Linked DNA regions of Mus musculus: region 2 is linked to region 1. The links are chromatin loops, found by intact Hi-C in ENCODE. Cell type or tissue: heart. All regions are shown on one strand. Links, peaks and the distances in the headings refer to the core of each region. The heading gives the core; the rest is flanking DNA. Region 1 overlaps Gsap (gamma-secretase activating protein). Region 2 overlaps Rsbn1l (round spermatid basic protein 1-like).

The links. A loop is a pair of places that touch in the nucleus more often than their neighbours do. Peaks named below come from ENCODE experiments on the same cell type or tissue, not always from the same donor. Only the 100,000 strongest peaks of a DNase experiment are listed, where the experiment ranks them.
Region 2: a loop joins it to region 1, with 3 times the contacts of the local background. A loop is called at or near these places in 7 of 42 quality-filtered maps.

Annotation. Positions count from the first base shown.
Region 1 is chr5:21,259,682-21,268,803 of GRCm38, forward strand. All of the region lies in intron 19 of Gsap (gamma-secretase activating protein), which reads left to right. Among named protein-coding and RNA genes, the nearest start is that of Gsap, 78 kb to the left of the region's middle. In heart, for the core only: CTCF peaks have their summits at 5,556 (motif pointing right) and 7,498; DNase peaks (open chromatin) are centred at 5,550 and 7,560.
Region 2 is chr5:20,909,554-20,918,675 of GRCm38, forward strand. All of the region lies in intron 3 of Rsbn1l (round spermatid basic protein 1-like), which reads right to left. Among named protein-coding and RNA genes, the nearest start is that of Tmem60, 32 kb to the left of the region's middle. In heart, for the core only: CTCF peaks have their summits at 4,302 (motif pointing right) and 6,008 (motif pointing right); a DNase peak (open chromatin) is centred at 4,308.

The DNA of each region.
Region 1 (9,122 bases), core at 705-8,704:
TATGTCTTATGGTAAAACACTATGACTTTTTTATAGCTTTGATTTCTTCTTCGAAACTAATATTCAATAAAAGTTGTGGTAATCTACATGGTCAAAAAGATATAGGGGGCTGAAGAAATGACTCTGGGGTCAAGAGCACTGCTGCTTTTCCGAAGGACCCAGTTTAGTCCCCAGGTCCCATACCACATGGCTCACAGTGACCTTTGACTCCATTCCAGGGGATCCCACACCCTCTTCTGGCCCCCATTAGCACCCACATATGTGTGCCGTGCACACAGAGAGATGCACATACATATACATAAATCTAAGAACAAAAGAATTTAGGTAGGAGTTTATTGCAACCTTATCAACATTGTGTGTTTTCATTTTAAAAGTAGAAGGGTAACAAGAAAGTTCTTTTTGTCTTTTGTCCTAATTGGCTTACTTACTGACCATTAGTAAGTGTACTCTGACTACACCTCCTCTCTCCTGGCCAAGTCAAGGAAGGGAGGACAATGTGAGATGGAACAGCCCCTCCCGATGTGACATGTGCTCAGTCTAGGGTTGGAGTCCAGGTGTGTCCCCTCAGATTCAGATGTTGAAGTCCTGATCCCTGGTGTGATGGCTTTAGGAGGGGACAACTACGGCCTTATGATTTGGATTGGTCATTATTGTTTTTTTAAAATAATGAAACCAAGCTCAATGCTTCCTACCTTATGATGTCACAAGGAAGACAGGACGGTGTCCCAGTTTCAAGAACTGGAGAACAAATGTTCGTCATTTACAAGCCATTAGTTGATGGTGCCTCATAGGAGCTGACTTGGGGACATGTTGGGGCAAGTACACCTGCTTAAGGCAAAAAGCTTCCTCTCTTTGTAAATGGCTTACCAAATAATCTTAAAAATAATATAAAAAGCATGTCTTGGGGAGGGAGCTAGAGAGATGGCTCAGTGGTTAAAAGAGTTGCTGTTTTTTTCCGAGGACCTGGGTTCAGTCCCGGTACTTACATGGTGTTTCGCAACTGTCTGTAGCTCCAGTTCTAAGGACCTGCCACCATCTTCTGGTCTCTCCAGGTAGCAGGCACGCATGCGGTACACATACACCTATATACCTGCAGGCAAACATGCAGATACGTTTTTTAAAAATGTTTAAAAGCTCTATTTGTTTTTTTTAAAAATTGCCATACGGGACAAGGACGATGCTGTAAAGAAATGTTGTCAAGACTGACCTTCCTCAGGAGGGCTTTGATCCTTAGTAAGCTATCGGCTGCCCAGGGGAAGCAGCAACTTGCGTAAAAGGCTAAAAATAGCTCCTAATTTTATAGTGAGAAGAGAAATCACGAAAACTATTTAACCACAGGAAACCAAAGAGGGAAACTATAGCTTACTCAAATATATGGGTAAAGAAGAGAGTCTGCTTCAAGTAGAGGACTGGGCAGTTTTACCAAAGTAGTTCTGTCTCTCTCTCTTTCTCTCTCTCTATGTCTCTCTATCTCTGTCTCTCTGTCTCTGTTTCTCTGTCTCTCTCTTTTTCCTCCCTCCCTCCCTCCCTCTCTTCCCCACTTCCTCTGTCTCTCCTTCCTCAGCCTCCCAAGGGCTGAGATTCCAAGTGTGCACCACATGCCTGGCTCAAAATCAGATGTTGTTAATTTATTTAATCACGTGTTCAGAGATTCCTGAGTAGCTGACCTGGAGACTGGGAAGGCCAGGAAGACGTGACTCCCTCCTGCTTAGGGCATGAGCTGTGACTCCTGCAGTCTTTCAGGTACAGGGCTACTGAGCAGCTGGGAAGAGGTTGTTTGCCACCTCCTGAGCATCTGGTGGAGGGTGCCACCTGGGCTCTTTATCCAGACTTTGCTTGTACCTCTTCATTCAACATGTTTGGAAGCTGCTTTAACTAGACAGGGCAAGAAGCACAGAAGGCACTAATTCCACCGTGCAGACAGATACCATTGTTTGCTGGCAATCTGAAATACTGGCACATCCACAATGTAACAGCTCGCTGCTCTGAGCCTTTAGAGCTGTTGCTCTGGGGAAAAGGAAGCCCTGTTCCAAGCTGGTTCTGGGGGTGGGGGTGGGGTTAGGATTTTCTAAAGTTTGGATTGCATCTGTGTCCTGGGAGAGTGAATTAGTTACAGTGAGAGTTCCATTAATGTCGTGAACATAATTTTATGATACCACGAAGCAGCATGATTTATCATTCATAGAGCCTCGGAGCAGTGAGCTAATTCCTGCCATTTTTTGTAGAGGGTGGATAGCCAGACTCCCTACCTACTAGCTATAAAGCTGAGAACCAGACCCAGCTAGAAAATTATTTCTATTCCTTTCTTATCAGTCACTCTGAGCTTCAAGAAAGCTAAATGTGAGTTAGACGGCCATAATTATAGATTACATTTAAAATTGTCCAGCCTATAAAAAAACCAAAACAGAATGGCTGATAAAACTCCCTAGTTGGGTCAGGGAAGTGGACTTTTTGCCGGATCCTGGAGCAGGAGGAAGCTTAGCTATATCCTGAGACTTGAATGAGATAGCTGTGTGCTTGCAGCTCTCTTAGTGTTCAGCCTCGGGAATTTCAGTTGTCTGCCACCTGTGGGGATGCTCCCACATAACGCTCTTAGATGCTGCCTTTCGAACTTCTGTCCACAAAGACATTTGCTATTGCACTTTATATATGGTAGACATGATGCACACATTGCTGGGTTTCTCTGGAGAGCAAGCAGAAATGGGTCCCGAGATGCGAGTCACTGAAGATCCTAGGAAGACTGACATGTTAGCCCTGCTCTTTGTCCTGTACGGAGAGTAAAGGGGTCTCTCAGACTGGGCCTCCTTCCCAAGATGCTGATTAATCAACAGAGGTAGGACCAAAGCCAGTGTCTTTGAGACACTGATGGTGAGAGGCAGATGTTTATTGCTGGCAGTGGTTTGCAGATGAGCCATTACCACAGGCTCATTTTGCTCTGTTTCTGGATCAAATTCCTTAATGTAGCTGGTCCTTTTGTGTAATTGATAGTTGTGACTGGTTGTGTGTGGTGATTGCTTTATGGCATCTTCAGAGACAAAGGGAGGTGATTTTTGAAGAAGAGATGGGAATAATTTTCTTCCTTCCAAAGTGAAAAAGTTGAAACTCCCCTTTGTGCAGGGGGAAAATGATTCCTGGCCATTCCTCGGGTTTCTGATTGCTTCTTAAGCCAGACCCCCAAGGACTAGCTAAGCTTATAGATACTTTGTCCACAAAGACCTTTAGTATAATTTTAAAGGCTTATTTAATTCATGTGTATCTGTGTGTGCCTGTATGTTTGTATGTACAGTAGATGCATGCAGGTAGATGACCCCTTGGATTCCTGGGGCTGGAGCAATATCAAGTTGTCCCCTGTGGGGGCTGAACCCAGGTGTTCTGTAAGACAAGCAAGTTGCTGGGACATCTCTTTAGTCCTCATTTTCTGTATTTTTAAAAGAACACTGGGAGCTAGCCATGGTAGTGTGTACCTTGAATCCCCAGCACTCAGGAGGCAGAACTCTGAGCTTGAGGTCAACCTGGTCAACAAAGTGAGTTTCAGGCTAGCCAGGGCTACATAGAGAGAGCCTCAAAATAAACAAAAGGCTACACTTTTCCAGTAGCTGGTGAGTGTGTCTTAAGAAGTGTGGCTCTCATTTTGCATTGTCCTTTACGGGGACAGTATTTGGAGCTCTCTCAACTCCCCTTTAGTCAAGTGTCAGTTGAGTGCCCTGGCCACATCCCAAACCACGAGCTGCGGTGCTGGGCTGGGCTGATTGGGTGGGGATGCACACATTCTACTCTCTTTTCCTTCTCCGTCAAAGGTGCAGCATCTAACATTTTTTTAAAAAGTAAAATAAAAAAATAAACCCTGCTTTTATTCTCTGGGCCAATGAGCAGGTCGGCATTCACTTAGACTCTGGGGTTCCTCGCAGAAAGGCATTCTCTAACTCTCCTGTTTCTACCGACTCACAAGTCTGTACACATAGTCTTTATCGGCCTTCGCTGTCGTGGGCTGACTGCAGTCCCAGGACAGGCTCAGACCATGTTTTCAACTGCGAGCCATGGTCCACAAGGATCATCCCAGAAACCTGAAAAACTCAAAAGGCTTCAGACCACCCCCAAAACCGTTAAATCCAAGCAGATGGCGTGGTTTCTAACGGCTGCTGAGGCTGGCAAACACAAGCTGGGGGCCGCTGTCCAGCGCAGACAACAAAGGACTATTCATCTTCTCTCAGCTCTCCAAGGCTAAGCCAAAGCCACGGTCTGCATTCTGGCCTTGCAGCTTTGTTCACTCACCAAGCCTCCCATTGAACATACTGTCTTCATCCTTCTTTCTGTTCTACTTCCCTGGGCTCTGTGTTTTTCAGTCTCCCAAACAGGCCTTTCGATCTGCAGTCATCTCTGAATGTGGGCAGATTAAACATTGTGTTGCCAATCGTCTGCTGAGGTGTTTACCAACAGTAAGAGAACATGGAGGTTATAATAGATCAACAGACTCCAGAAATCCTCTCCGCTCAAATGGGAACATTTATGGGATCTTTGATTAACACTATTTCTTACTAAGTTTTAATTTTTGTTTTGTTTAAAATACAGATCTGTCTTCTGCTGTGTGACTTTTCTTGGATAGATATGGGCAAGTGTCTGGTCATTTCAGATGGGGCATCTAAAGAAATAATTCTATCCAAGTATAGCTTGGTGAACCAATGTGTTTATTGGACCACCTATAAGCACCTGGGTGAGAAGTTGCTTACAGGTGCATGGGCAATTCCCCAGGCAGCTGTGTCAATGGGGCTTTCTGGATGAGTCTTTTCTTTCTCAGCAACTGCTTAATTATGCATAATTATAATTAATTACACAACCCGGGAAGAGCTTCCCAGCCTTGCGTGGTCTAGTACAAGGTATATAATCAACGCCCCCAGGAATATTCTGTGCGCGCACACTCTATCTCACCCGGGCACGCTAGTGCCTGCCTTTGAAGGGTGCTCATGGGCCTGCTCACAACTTTTTCTGTTATTCTTGGTTGACTCAAGACTATGATAAAAAACAAACTTTAAAATTTCATTCATTCATTCATTCATTCATTCATTCATTCATTCATTCATATATGTGAGTTTGTCTGTGTGGGTGTGCAGATACACAAGGGCTTGTGGGAATCGATCTTCTCTCTCCACCCTGTGTGGCTCTGAGATAGAATTCAGGTCAGCAGGCTAACCTACTGAGCCATCTTACTGCCCTCCCCCAAGTGTTTTTAAATAAAGAGAAAGATTTTAAAAATAAGAAGGAGGAGGAGGAGGAGCAGGAGGAGGAGGAGGAGCAGCAGGAGGAGGAGGAGCAGGAGGAGGAGGAGGAGGAGCAGGAGGAGGAGGAGCAGGAGGAGGAGGAGGAGGAGAAGGAGGAGGAGGAGAAGGAGGAGGAGAAGGAGGAGGAGGAGGAAGAGAAGGAGGAGGAGGAGGAGCAGGAGGAGGAGGAGGAGGAGGAGGAAGAGTATTGGTCCTAAAAGCAAGATTGAGGTAAATCATTCCAAGGTGGATTGCTGTGGCAAAGCAGGCATGCCCATAGCCAAACTGACCACTAGATGGCACCACAACACCGACTAGTTTTCTGATTTGGGCACTTGGATTTCATGACCAGATGTAGGAAAATAGAAAGGCTGTGGAGAGAAGACTGCAGGATTGGCCCGATGATCATGATGTGGTGGCGACAACGAAGAATAAGAATAATTATTGTTTAAATTATTGCTATTATAAAAAAACAAACTAGGGAGAAGGACTAAGTAAGATAGGTTTACTATAAAGAAAGAAAAGATAAGGAGTGGGACCTGACCCCAGCCTTCTCACCTGCCCTGGAAATACATCTCAGTTATTAAGGATCCAAGACTTTTCCATCTCTGAGAGAAGGGGCCTTGCCTGTGTAGGCCTTTCTTTCAGGTTACTAAATAAAAGTGCACAATATCACAGAACTTAATTTATTGAGACTCCAAAATCTATGTCAAGCCATTGTTGTCCTTTCAACAATAGCACACCAGCCACATTCTGTTTACTATTAGAGCATTTGTATGTGTGTGATTGAAGTGGATTTTTAGTTCTCACTTATTTTTAACTTCCTTTTCCCCCCTCCTTTTAAATTTACCATTCAAAGAATTTCATACATGCATTGCCCTAGTTAAGTTTTGCACTGTGATCAATACTCTGGCTGAAAGCCACCTGGGAGAAAAGCATGCTGTTATAGCAGGCACAGTTGTAGTGAGCGTACAGTTATAGCAAACACACAGTTAAGGCCCATCATGATGGGTCATGGCAGGAACTCAAAGCAGGAACCTGGAGGCAGGAACTGAAGCAGAGGCTACGGAGGGACTGTATTTACTAGCAGGCTCCCCACCCCCACCCCCACCCCTGCTTTCTCAGCCTGCTTTCTTCTGGGCCCCCAGACTACCCGCCCAGAGACTGCAGCATTCACAGTAGCCTGGGCCCTCCCCCATGCCAATCCTCAATCAAGAAAATGCCCACAGGCTGCCAGTAGCCAGTGTGGTGAGGGCAGATTCTTAACTGAGGCTCCATCTTCTTAGATGACTCTCCCTTGGGTCACTTTGACAAAAACAAAAAACAAACAAACAAACAAAAACCAGAAAGTAACCAGGCTGTTCAAGGACACAACCTGATCAAAGCCACTCCCTCATCTCCACCTCCTCCCCATCCTCCCTCATCTCCACCTCCTCCCCATCCTCCCTCATCTCCACCTCCTCCCCATCCTCCCTCATCTCCACCTCCTCCCCATCCTCCCTCATCTCCACCTCCTCCCCATCCTCCCTCATCTCCACCTCCTCCCCATCCTCCCTCATCTCCTCCTCCTCCCCATCCTCCCTCATCTCTTCCTCCTCCCCATCCTCCCTCATCTCCACCTCCTCCCCATCCTCCCTCATCTCCTCCTCCTCCCCATCCTCCCTCATCTCCTCCTCCTCCCCATCCTCCCTCATCTCCACCTCCTCCCCATCCTCCCTCATCTCCACTTCCTCCCCATCCTCCCTCATCTCCTCCTCCTCCCCATCCTCCCTCATCTCCACCTCCTCCCCATCCTCCCTCATCTCCACCTCCTCCCCATCCTCCCTCATATCCACCTCCTCCCCATCCTCCCTCATCTCCTCCTCCCCATCCTCCCTCATCTCCACTTCCTCCCCATCCTCCCTCATCTCCTCCTCCTCCCCATCCTCCCTCATCTCCTCCTCCTCCCCATCCTCCCTCATCTCCACCTCCTCCCCATCCTCCCTCATCTCCACTTCCTCCCCATCCTCCCTCATCTCCTCCTCCTCCCCATCCTCCCTCATCTCCACCTCCTCCCCATCCTCCCTCCTCTCCACCTCCTCCCCATCCTCAGCCACTGCCCTCCCAACTCCACGTGGTTCTTTAAAACTCACTGACTGAATCGTCTCAGTGCTGCCAAATTGTTCATCTATTGGCCCATCCACAGCAATATGGGCAGCCTCACAGGGGCTGCATCCCTGGAGCAAACAGACTCCCTTGTCCAGCCACTAGGGATTGCTGATAGCGCTTATAAGCCCCTCCCTCCTCCATGCTGGGATCTGCTGACTTGGTCTTGTGCAAGTTCTGTGCACTCATTCACAGCTGCTATGAGGTCATGTGTGCACAGGCCCTGTCCTGTTTGGAAAACAGAGTTTACAGTAGTTCTCCACCCCCGCTTGCTCTTTCAGCCTTTCTGCCCACTCTTCTGGGATGACCCCTGAGTGGTGGGGGTGTATGTAGATGAGTTAGATGGCTGGGTTCACTGGTGAGTACTTTATCCCCTACTAGTATGTGTAGCACCTTCTGACACTATGGAAGCTGGCCAGTGCACACAGATGATTTGGTCAGCCAGTAGGAATTGACGTTTCCAGGTCTGCACTGGCTTGCTTTCTCCATGTTCTGGAGGGTAACCACTAACAAAGGCAACAGCGTCTGTTTTGAGGGGATATATGGGACCCTTTGAGCATAAGCTGTCTTAGTGCATCCTATTAAGACTGTCACCTCAGTAAGCAACAGCTGTCAGGCCAGATGTAGCTAGCCCTGGACAATTATTTATAAATATATTTATCTTGGTAAGACTGTATTATTAAAAACTGCTTGATCCCAGTGAGGCAGGAGAGTACAATGGAGAGAAGACCACTGTTGCCAAGGTGGACATAAAACAGGGCACACATGAGACAGCCTGTGCTACATAAATGGCCTCATAGACCAGGATATAAAGTCCCAGTGCTCCCTATAGCGTTTGCCATTGAGTTCCCGACTCTTCTCCCAGCTCTGGCTTGCTTCCTTCTCTCAGAAAACTGTTTCCACATCTGCGGCTGTCCATGAGCCCCGTTCAGCCTCTTGTTCTAGAACACAGGAAGCTGGAAATCCCAGGAAATCTCAGCACTCACCAGACCCGCATATCTACAGACATCACCATGATGGCGCTCACCAGACTCCCATATCTACAGACATCACCATGATGGCGCTCACCAGACCCCCATATCTACAGACATCACCATGATGGCGCTCACCAGACTCCCATATCTACAGACATCACCATGATGGCGCTCACCAGACCCCCATATCTACAGACATCACCATGATGGCGCTCACCAGACTCCCATATCTACAGACATCACCATGATGGCACTCACCAGACCCCCATATCTACAGACATCATGATGGCACTCACCAGACCCACATATCTACAGACATTACCATGATGGCACTCACCAGACCCCCATAGCTACAGACATCACCATGATGGCACTCACCAGACCCGCATATCTACAGACATCACCATGATGGCACTCACCAGACCCGCATATCTACAGACATCACCATGATGGCACTCACCAGACCCCCATAGCTACAGACATCATCATGATGGCACTCACCAGACCCACATATCTACAGACATCACCATGATGGCACTCACCAGACCCGCATATCTACAGACATCACCATGATGGCACTCACCAGACTCCCATATCTACAGATATCACCATGATGGCGCTCACCAGACCCGCATAGCTACAGACATCACCATGATGGCACTCACCAGACCCCCATAGCTACAGACATCACCATGATGGCACTCACCAGACCCCCATATCTACAGACATCACCATGATAGCGCTCACC
Region 2 (9,122 bases), core at 445-8,444, 350 kb before region 1:
ATTAAAAATTCACTTCTCAGATTAACAAACCAAACCCCAAGTCACAAAATGTATAAATTGTACTCCATCTTATAGTCAGGGTCTCATCTTTTTCTCTCCTAAAAGGTCCTATCAGCGCTATGTCAGCAATTCTCAACCTGTGGGTCATGACCCCCTTCAAGCCACATATCATATATCCTTCATATTACATCATGATTTATTATAATAGTAGCAAAATAATAGTTACAAAACAGCAGCAAAATAATCTTATGGTTAGGGGTCACCATAACATGAGGTGGCACCATCCGGGAAGTTGAGAACCACTACCCTATATGAACAAAACTAAAAGTTTAAACTTAACTTTCCACCACTCTCAGGCCCTAGGAATTGAAATGCACTAACAGCATCACAGTAGGAAACGTGGCCATAAATGTGGTTCAGTAAAGCAGTCTTTAACAAAGGAAGCTTACCAATCTGAACGCTTGTGAACACACCAGAATACAACACAAACCTCTGTTAAATGACTCTGCACTCCCGTCCTCGGTTTGAGATCTGCCTGTGACAGCATTAGTCCTGAGAGATCGTAAGGCTACTAAATAGTGGGATTCGGGCTAGGGTCCAGATCTTCTAAGGAAGAGCCCTTGCCTCGCCATTGTAACATACTGGGGCTGATTCCCACACAGTGGAGAGTAAGAGGCAAGGGAAGACAAGACAAGAAGTAAAATCAACTTACACTATAAGACACAAATTCTGCAAGGGTTTTAAAAGGTAACAAAAGGCATTTTAGTGAGGTAATATTTCTATGTCATACAGGCAAATAAATTTCCTGTGCATACATTTATTTAAATCAGATATATAAATATCACCTAAGTCACTAATCAGTTCTAAACACCAATGAATCTTGGTACCCATGTACAAACAAAAAGACAAAAATACTAAGACATTATTAAATTGTGGAAAATGAGATGTGGTCTTCTTTACTACATCAAAGAATTAACAATGACTCATTAAGTAATGTATATGGTTTAGCATGAGAGGGAGAAAAACAGCCTTTAAAATTTCTTTTTCAATGAGTGAATACTTCTAAAGTAGTAAGTGTAACTTGATACAAGCTTTCCCAAAGACATGAGTTTGATTAATACACCTGAATAGCAAAGTCAAATGAGCTTTTTGTCCTAAATGCAGGAATTAAATGCCTTATTCAAAAGACACCAGTAAAGAACACTGTCTAAAGTCAATTTAGCTAGTATGTAAATGTAATATATTTGAAATAATTTCTCTTTCTAATAAAGTAAAACGTTGTCTTCTACACCACTGTCATGTAATGTTTTTATAGTCAGGTAACTATTTCCACTCCACAGAAAAGAGGAAGAAGGCTGGATGTGGTGGTGCGTACCATTAATCCTAGCACTTAGGAGACAGAAGCAGGCAGATCTCTATGCGTTTGAGTCTAGCCTGGTCTAGATAGCAGTTTCCAGGGCAGCCAAAGCTACATAATAAGATCTTTCAAAAAACAAAGGGGGCAGAGGTTGAGCCAGGTACAGATCCATAACCCAGCCCTGGAGGTGGAACAGAGAGAGCATTAGGAATTTGAGGCCAGCTGAAAAAGGGAGAGAGCGTTGCTAACCAGTGGTAAGTTTTAAAAGACAATGGCTAATAACAGAAAACCAGAATTATTAAAAACATTAATACTCAGCCCTTGTAAAGTAATATCTGTGTGTTTATAAATGAATTAATGTATCATTAACAAAAAAAAATGGGTAAAACTTGTTAGGACTAACAGTGCAAAAGGTATCATTATTCTACTGTATCAACTGATCTGACTGGAGCTGGCTGCTTCAATGACAATGATCACTTCACTGATTAAAATGCTTTATTAATCCAACCTAAAATGAAGAAGTGCAACATTTAACCCACCAGACAAATCCATAGGAAATTAGGATTAGGTAGAAAAAGTCACTTGAAGTTTTGACCATGATAAAATATTAACAATGATGTATTTATTCAAGGTGAAAAAGTATTTACCTCTTAGTAAAAACATACGAACAGCAAATAAACAACAAAATGCATGTGCTTTTCATAAAAATAGACATGGTTCTTGATTTTAGTGACCCCCATTTTATTGTAACAATGTGACATTCAAAATTTACTCACTACAGTAAAGTTAAATAATACAACATGAAAATAAAACCTCGATTCTCTAAAAACCACCCATGATAGTCCCTACTATGACTGACCCAAGAAAGGAAAAGGTAAGGATCAGAGGAGTCTAAATATTTTTAAAAGAAATGTCACAAGACTGTAGCTCCCCCATTGTAGATAGGTACTCCTACTTCAGGCACAGTTCTAAGTCTTTCAGATCACATCAAAAGAATAAGGCGCACAGATCTGGAATGGGGGAGGAGTAGTAACAAGTAGCAGGCAGGCACAGCTGCAGCAGCTCTAGGGAGTTGTGTCACATCACTAAGACCACACAGGGACAGAAACCAGAGGTAAGGTATAGTGTACATGTTCCGTGAAGACTGCATCTTTACTAAAATCTATCTCTATAGTTCCTCTATATTTGGGCAGGGGGTAGATAGATCTCAAAAAAAGCATAAAGACAAGAATGATACACATAGTCATATTTGCAAAAATCTGTATTTACACGGTGCCATTTCGAAGACATATAACATGAACAGATAAAAAATGATGAGCACTTTTTTACTTTTATTAATCTATATGAATACACTGTTGCTATCTTCAGACACACCAGAAGACGGCATCAGATTCCATTTCAGATAGTTGTGAGCCACCATGTGGTTGCTGGGAATTGAACTCAGGACCTCTAGAAGAGTGGTCAGTGCTCTTATCTGCTGAGCCATCTCTCCAGCCTAATGCTGGGCATCTTAACTCATTTAAAAATACAAATGAAATGCAGGACGAAACTCAGCTGGTAGAGTGTCTAGCATGCAAATATGCAAACCTCCCAGTTCAGGCCCCACCCGACCATGCTCAATCTAACTCTCCCCTGAAGTCTCCCTCTAAAAAGCTAAGATTATCAATGCTGCCCTTTTACTTCCCTCCTATATTGTTTCTAAAAAAGACTAACAAAATATCTGAAATATTAGATAAATAAAAGGAATTACTTACACTTGAACTACAAAGCTATTAATCTCTGCTCATACAGTCTTTAGGTAAAAGAGCAACCCCTGTAACACCTGCACGACACATAACAAAACTGCACCTGCTGTAAAAGGAGATCAGGAACAGAGAGCTCCTAAGACTCAAGGCTGTTTGTGTTGCATAGAAAGATCACTCCAACAGGAGGGCAAAACGATGAGGGTTTAGAACATGAAAAATAGCTTACAAGAGACAACCTGTTATTTCCCAAAGTATATTCCTTGAAACTACATTTCTATAATCAAGTAATTTTAGAAAAACCTTTCTGCATTAGAGGTTCCCATGTATGCTCATAGCAAATAAACCGTATTTGGTCTAGGAATGCAAAAAGTATTTTTTATTTCAAAATCTGTTTATCTGTAGTTGTTTCGGTGCCCCTATCAACACCCCAAGACATTAAAAGTTCTTCTGAATAGTAATCCATAAAGACACACACATTTAAACTTGTCTATCAGCTCAATTTAGAGTAAACAGACGTATAGGTTAAATGCTGGATCTTCAGGCCAGCAGAGTACGGCAGAGGACCTTGTGTCTCAGTAATGCTCTGTTGAGGGAATAGTGCCTTACTTTCAGTAAGTGGGTTGCTCATCACATTACTTTAGTGTGTGTATGTCTGTGGGAAGGGAAGGGGAATTTGGGGCAGGGATTAGAATATATGTAAATATGCCAAGGTACATACAAGCATGCACCGTGGAGTCACAGGACAACCCATGGGAGCTGACTCTCCTTGAAACATGTAGGTAGGTGCCAGGGATCAAGCTTTGCATGCCTTCCTATGGTGGTTTGAATATGTTTGACCCAGGGAGTGGCACTACTGGGAAGTATGGCCTTGGTGGAGGAAGTCTGTCACTGTGGGAGTGGGCACTGAGACCCTCCTACTAGCTGCCCCAAGACAGTCTTCTGTTTGCCTTGTAGAACTCTCAGCTCCTCCAGCACCATGCCTGCCTGGACACTGGCATGCTTTCCTCCAGGATAATAAATAATGGACTGAACCTCAGAGCCAGTAGCCAGCTTCAATTCAATGTTGTCCTTTATAAGAGTTGCCTTGCTCACGGTGTCTCTTTACAGCAATAGAACCCTAACTAAGACGCTTTACCTGCTATCTCCCTGGTCATCACATTCTTACTGATGCAATCTAACCTCCATGGACATAAAGGAAAGTGCCACAAGGGGGAGCCATTCCATGCCATATTTAGCACATACTTTCAAACAGAAGAATGGTAACGAATGATAGAAAAGTGGCGGAGGGAGGAGGGGTCTACCTCAGTCATAATCATTCTTTACCTGTCACAGAAGCTGGACTTTTCAATCTGGCCAGACTGGCTTGCTAACTGCTCAGGATCCTCCTGTCTCCGCGCCCGTCCCCAGGACTACAATTACAGGAGTGTGCTGCCACCATGGTTGCGAGAGACAGAGCTCAGGTCCTCACGCTTACACAGCAAGCGCCTTAAGGCCTAAGACAGCTCCTCAGCCACTTTATTCATTATATTTTTAAAATAGCCATAAGTTCAATAAAATTCACTTTTTAATTAATGACAGAAAAATATACTTTCCCAATTACAGCCTCTGATACCTGCCTCTAATAGATTAGATATGTGCAAGCACTTTATTTTATATATATGAGTGCTCTATCTGCATATACACCCCCATGCTAGAAGAGAGCATCAGATCACATTATAGGTGATTAGAAGCCACCATGTGATTGCTGGGAATTGAACTTGGGACCTCTGGAAAAGCAGCCAGAAGTCTTAACTGCTGAGCCATCATCTCTCCAGCCCCATGCAAGTTCTTCTTAACCCTAGCCAACTGTAACGTTCTCTCTGACTGACCCTTACCACATTCCTTGTCCAGTATTCTTACCACTGCTCACCACCATTCTTTCTACACTCAGCTTCTGAGAATAACTTTTTAGGTTCCAGGCAAGAGGCCTGTGGGGCCGATCTGCCTGACTTATTTCACTGAATGTAATGCTTTAGTAAATGACAGACTTCATTTATAGCACGTCTGTATTTCTCTATCCTTTCTCAGCTATCGTAAACAATGCTAGAATACAGATCAGTGCAGAGACTTACCACACTCTCCTTCAGATATACCGCCTGAGCTGTGGGGCCACAGGACCACACGAGGTGAAAACAAGGGCTTCACTTTGACATACTTAAGGAATTCCATACCACAGTTTAACTAATGGCACTGCTAATAACGTTTTCCCCAATAGTACATAAGGATTTTCTTTACTCTGTCTTCAATAGTACTTGTTGCCTTTTGTTTTATAATAGCCATTATTGTACTTTTTAAGGTTTAAAAGAAAAACACATACTTTTAAGTTACGTTTACATATTTACTTGAAGGTGGAAGAGGAATATGCCCCACAGCATGCATGTGGCAGTCCAGGGCCAACACTTCTCTCCTTTGCTTCATGTTTTTGAGACTTCATGGCAAGGGTCCTTACCCAATAAGCCATCTCTCAGGCCCTGTTCCATTCTAAATGGAGTGAAATGGATCCATGGTTTGGAATGTGTTTCCCTGGTGATTAATAATAAAAAGAACAATAGAATAAAAGCCCAGGAAGTGACCCACATGTATGATCAACTGGCTCACCAACAAGGAGAAAATATAGTGTGCCAAGGAGTGGGCATCTCTTCAGCTCATGCTAAGTCTTCTGCATGCCTGCTGTGTTTACAACTATCAACCTTGCTTACGCTCTGAATTTTTAAAAACAGAGTTACACTATGCAGCCATGCTAATTTTGATACTGGTAATCCTCCTGCCTCAGCCTCCTGAGGACTCAGATCACAGGCATGCCCTTAAGATTTTATTTATTTATTTTATATATGCGAAGAGTACACTGTAGCTGTCCTCAGACACTCCAGAAGAGGGCATCAGATCCCATTACAGATGTTGTGAGCCACCATGCATGTGGTGGCTGGGAACTGAACTCAGGACCTCTGGAAGAGGTCAGTGCTCTTAACTGCTGAGCCATCTCTCCAGCCCAAATCCTGTTCTTTATATCCTGCTATGCAACCAATCTGAGATGAAGTTTAGATTTAAACGTGCAAGAAAAAGCAGCTTCCAGAAGAAAATTCAGAAGAATATTTCATTGTCTTTGGGGTAGGCAAAGATTTTTAAAATAGGACACAAAATACATTAGTCATAATTGAGAAAAATTATATTTTAGATTAAACTTAACTCTTAGGCATCAAAAGCCATTATTAATGATAAATCAGGACACCAAGTGAATATTATTTGGCTGAACAAAAAGACTGATCTACAATTTATTTTTTATTTAAGATACTAGTTAGGAAAAAAGCAAGTTTAAAAAAAAAATGGGCAAAAGAGTAGAACAAAACTGTACCAAAGACAGTATATAACTATACAACAATACTTAAAAGGTGCCTGGCACACAGTCATCAGAAAAATTTAAATTAAACTACAGAGAGATAGTACTGTGAGTCCCCACAATGGCTAAATGAAAAAAGATGGACCAAAAGTATGGTCCACGCTGACTGTAAGAGAAACTGATATCAAGAGTTTTTTAAAAACTGTCATTAATCTATCAAAACTAAATATCTGTGCACTTTTTCTTACTAATAGTCAAATGATAGGTATACCTTAACAAAAATACATGTGCACATTAAGCACATGAACAAAAGTATTCACAGAGCCCTGCTGTAATAACACCAAAAGAAAAACAACTCAAATGTCCACTTATAGTAGGTAATCAGGACAATTATGGCACATTCCTACAGTGGAATATTACAAACAGTAAGAAAACAAACATTGCTATCTACAAGACGGATGCCATAAACAATATTATAAGGAAAAGGGTAACAATATATGTATCATTAAATGACTTCAAAAATCTGAGTTCAAAATATGTAAAAATGTTTGTTTTAATTCAGTATAATGGTTAGTTACCTGGATGTTTATGTGTGGGCTGGGAAATGGCTTGATGGTTAAGAGCATTCACTGCTCTTTCAGAGAACTAGGGTTCAAGTCCCAGAACCCACACTGCAGCTCACAGCCATGTCCAACTAGCTCGGGGGATTCAACAGCCTCTTCTGACCTCCACAGGCTCTTTCACACACACACAGTACACATACACACTCTACACACACATACACATGAGATAATAGTTTCATAAAACTGTACATATTTATGTGTTAGGACTTGGGGTTAGCAGATAGTGCTAAAGACTAGTTCAAGAAAGCCCTCTAGTCACTTTCAGTTTTGAACTGAATGGGTCTGCTCACTTTCTGAATATTCATCTCTAATGTGCATACTTTTCCATGTACACTCTATCCTTCACTAAAAGATTTAGGGAAAGAGGAATCAATTCCTAGAAGGAATAAGGTTAAGAAACGCAGCTTTTAAAACTAGATGTGCTAAGCACGTGTAACTCCAGCAATCAGGAGGTAGGGCAAGGCACCCAGGAATTTAATCCCAACCTTAGCTAGCTATGAGAAACCAGGTAGGCCACCCCATGTTTCATGAGTTCCTATTTCAGAATAAACAAACAACAACAAAAACAGAACAGCTCTTATTGGAAGAACAAGAGACTAGAAATAGAACTGATCTAAGAAAGTGTGCTCACCGGCCAGAGTGAGCAGGGGCCGGAGCGAGCAGAGGTCCTGAGTTCAATTCCCAGCAACCACAAGATGGTTCACAACCATTTGTACAGCTACAGTGTACTCATATACATAAAATAAACAAATCTCGAAAGAAAAAGAACGTATGCTCACTTTCTACTGTGCTATCTTTTGGACTCATGGGGTTTCATGAGCCCAAAGCTACTCCCACTCTAAATGACAACAGTCTCAGTTATCTACACCTTTTTATTTGATTTGATTTCTTAGTTTTGAAATTTCCTAAACTCTTAGTAAGAGAAAATGAAATAAAATAAATGGGTTGGCTAGTAATGAATGTTCTATTGCTACCTTATCATTCTAAAAACATTTCATTTCCAATTCTCAAATATGCTACATTAGGGAATAACCTTCATACACATACATTAAAATTTAAATATTGTTATTCTCCATGCTACTGTATGCTGCAGAATACACACCAAACATGCTACTAGGAACTAGGGATGGAAACTATATCTTGAACATATAGTATTTTTCAGGTAGAAAGTGTATCTTGAGCATCAACTGAAGGAATATACCAGAGCAAGGAGAAAAGCCAGAAATGAGGATTATATTTAGTTCTATTCCTAGCAGTGCTGACAACCCTAAAATAAACTACTTCTCTCTAGTCTGTTAGCTAATCTCACCTTAGTTGAGAAACATTAGGAGAAAAGTTCACCACAATCTGAGATTTTACTGTATCTTCCCCATAAGCTAGAATGTTAGATCAGTCACTACCAGAAAAAAAATTTTAAAAACTAATCGAACTAGGGAGATGGCTCGGAGGCTAAGAGCACCGGCCGCTCTTCCAGAGGCCCTGGATTCACTCCCCAGCACCCACACGCACCCACATGGCAGCTTACAGCTGTCTGTATCTTCAGTTCCAGGGCACCTGACCCCTTACAAGACACTGGCTCTAGGTGGGCGCCACATCAACTTTTAAAAGGTGAAAACTCAGTTTTGTCTCTGGTTTCTAAAATAATTTTCTGTAGAAAAGATTAGGAAATGGAAATGAGCTTAGAGTATTGTGGCAGTTTAAATGAGAATGGCTCCTTCTTCAGGCTCAGATCTCAATGTTTCCCAGCTGGTGGACTCTTCTGGAAGGATTAAGGGGTCTGATCTTGTTGGAGAAGGTGTGTCCCTAAGAGATCTCAAAGGCTCAAGCCAGGCCCAGTCTCTGTGCCCTGCTTGTGGATCTGATGTAAAGTCTCAGCTACTGCTCTAGGAACATGCCTGCCTTCCATGCATCCCTTCCACTTCATTTCCCACCATGAATCATAGACTACGCTCTAAAACCATAAGCAAGCCTACAATTAAATATAAATACTCTTTATATGTTGCCTTGGTGACAGTGTCTCT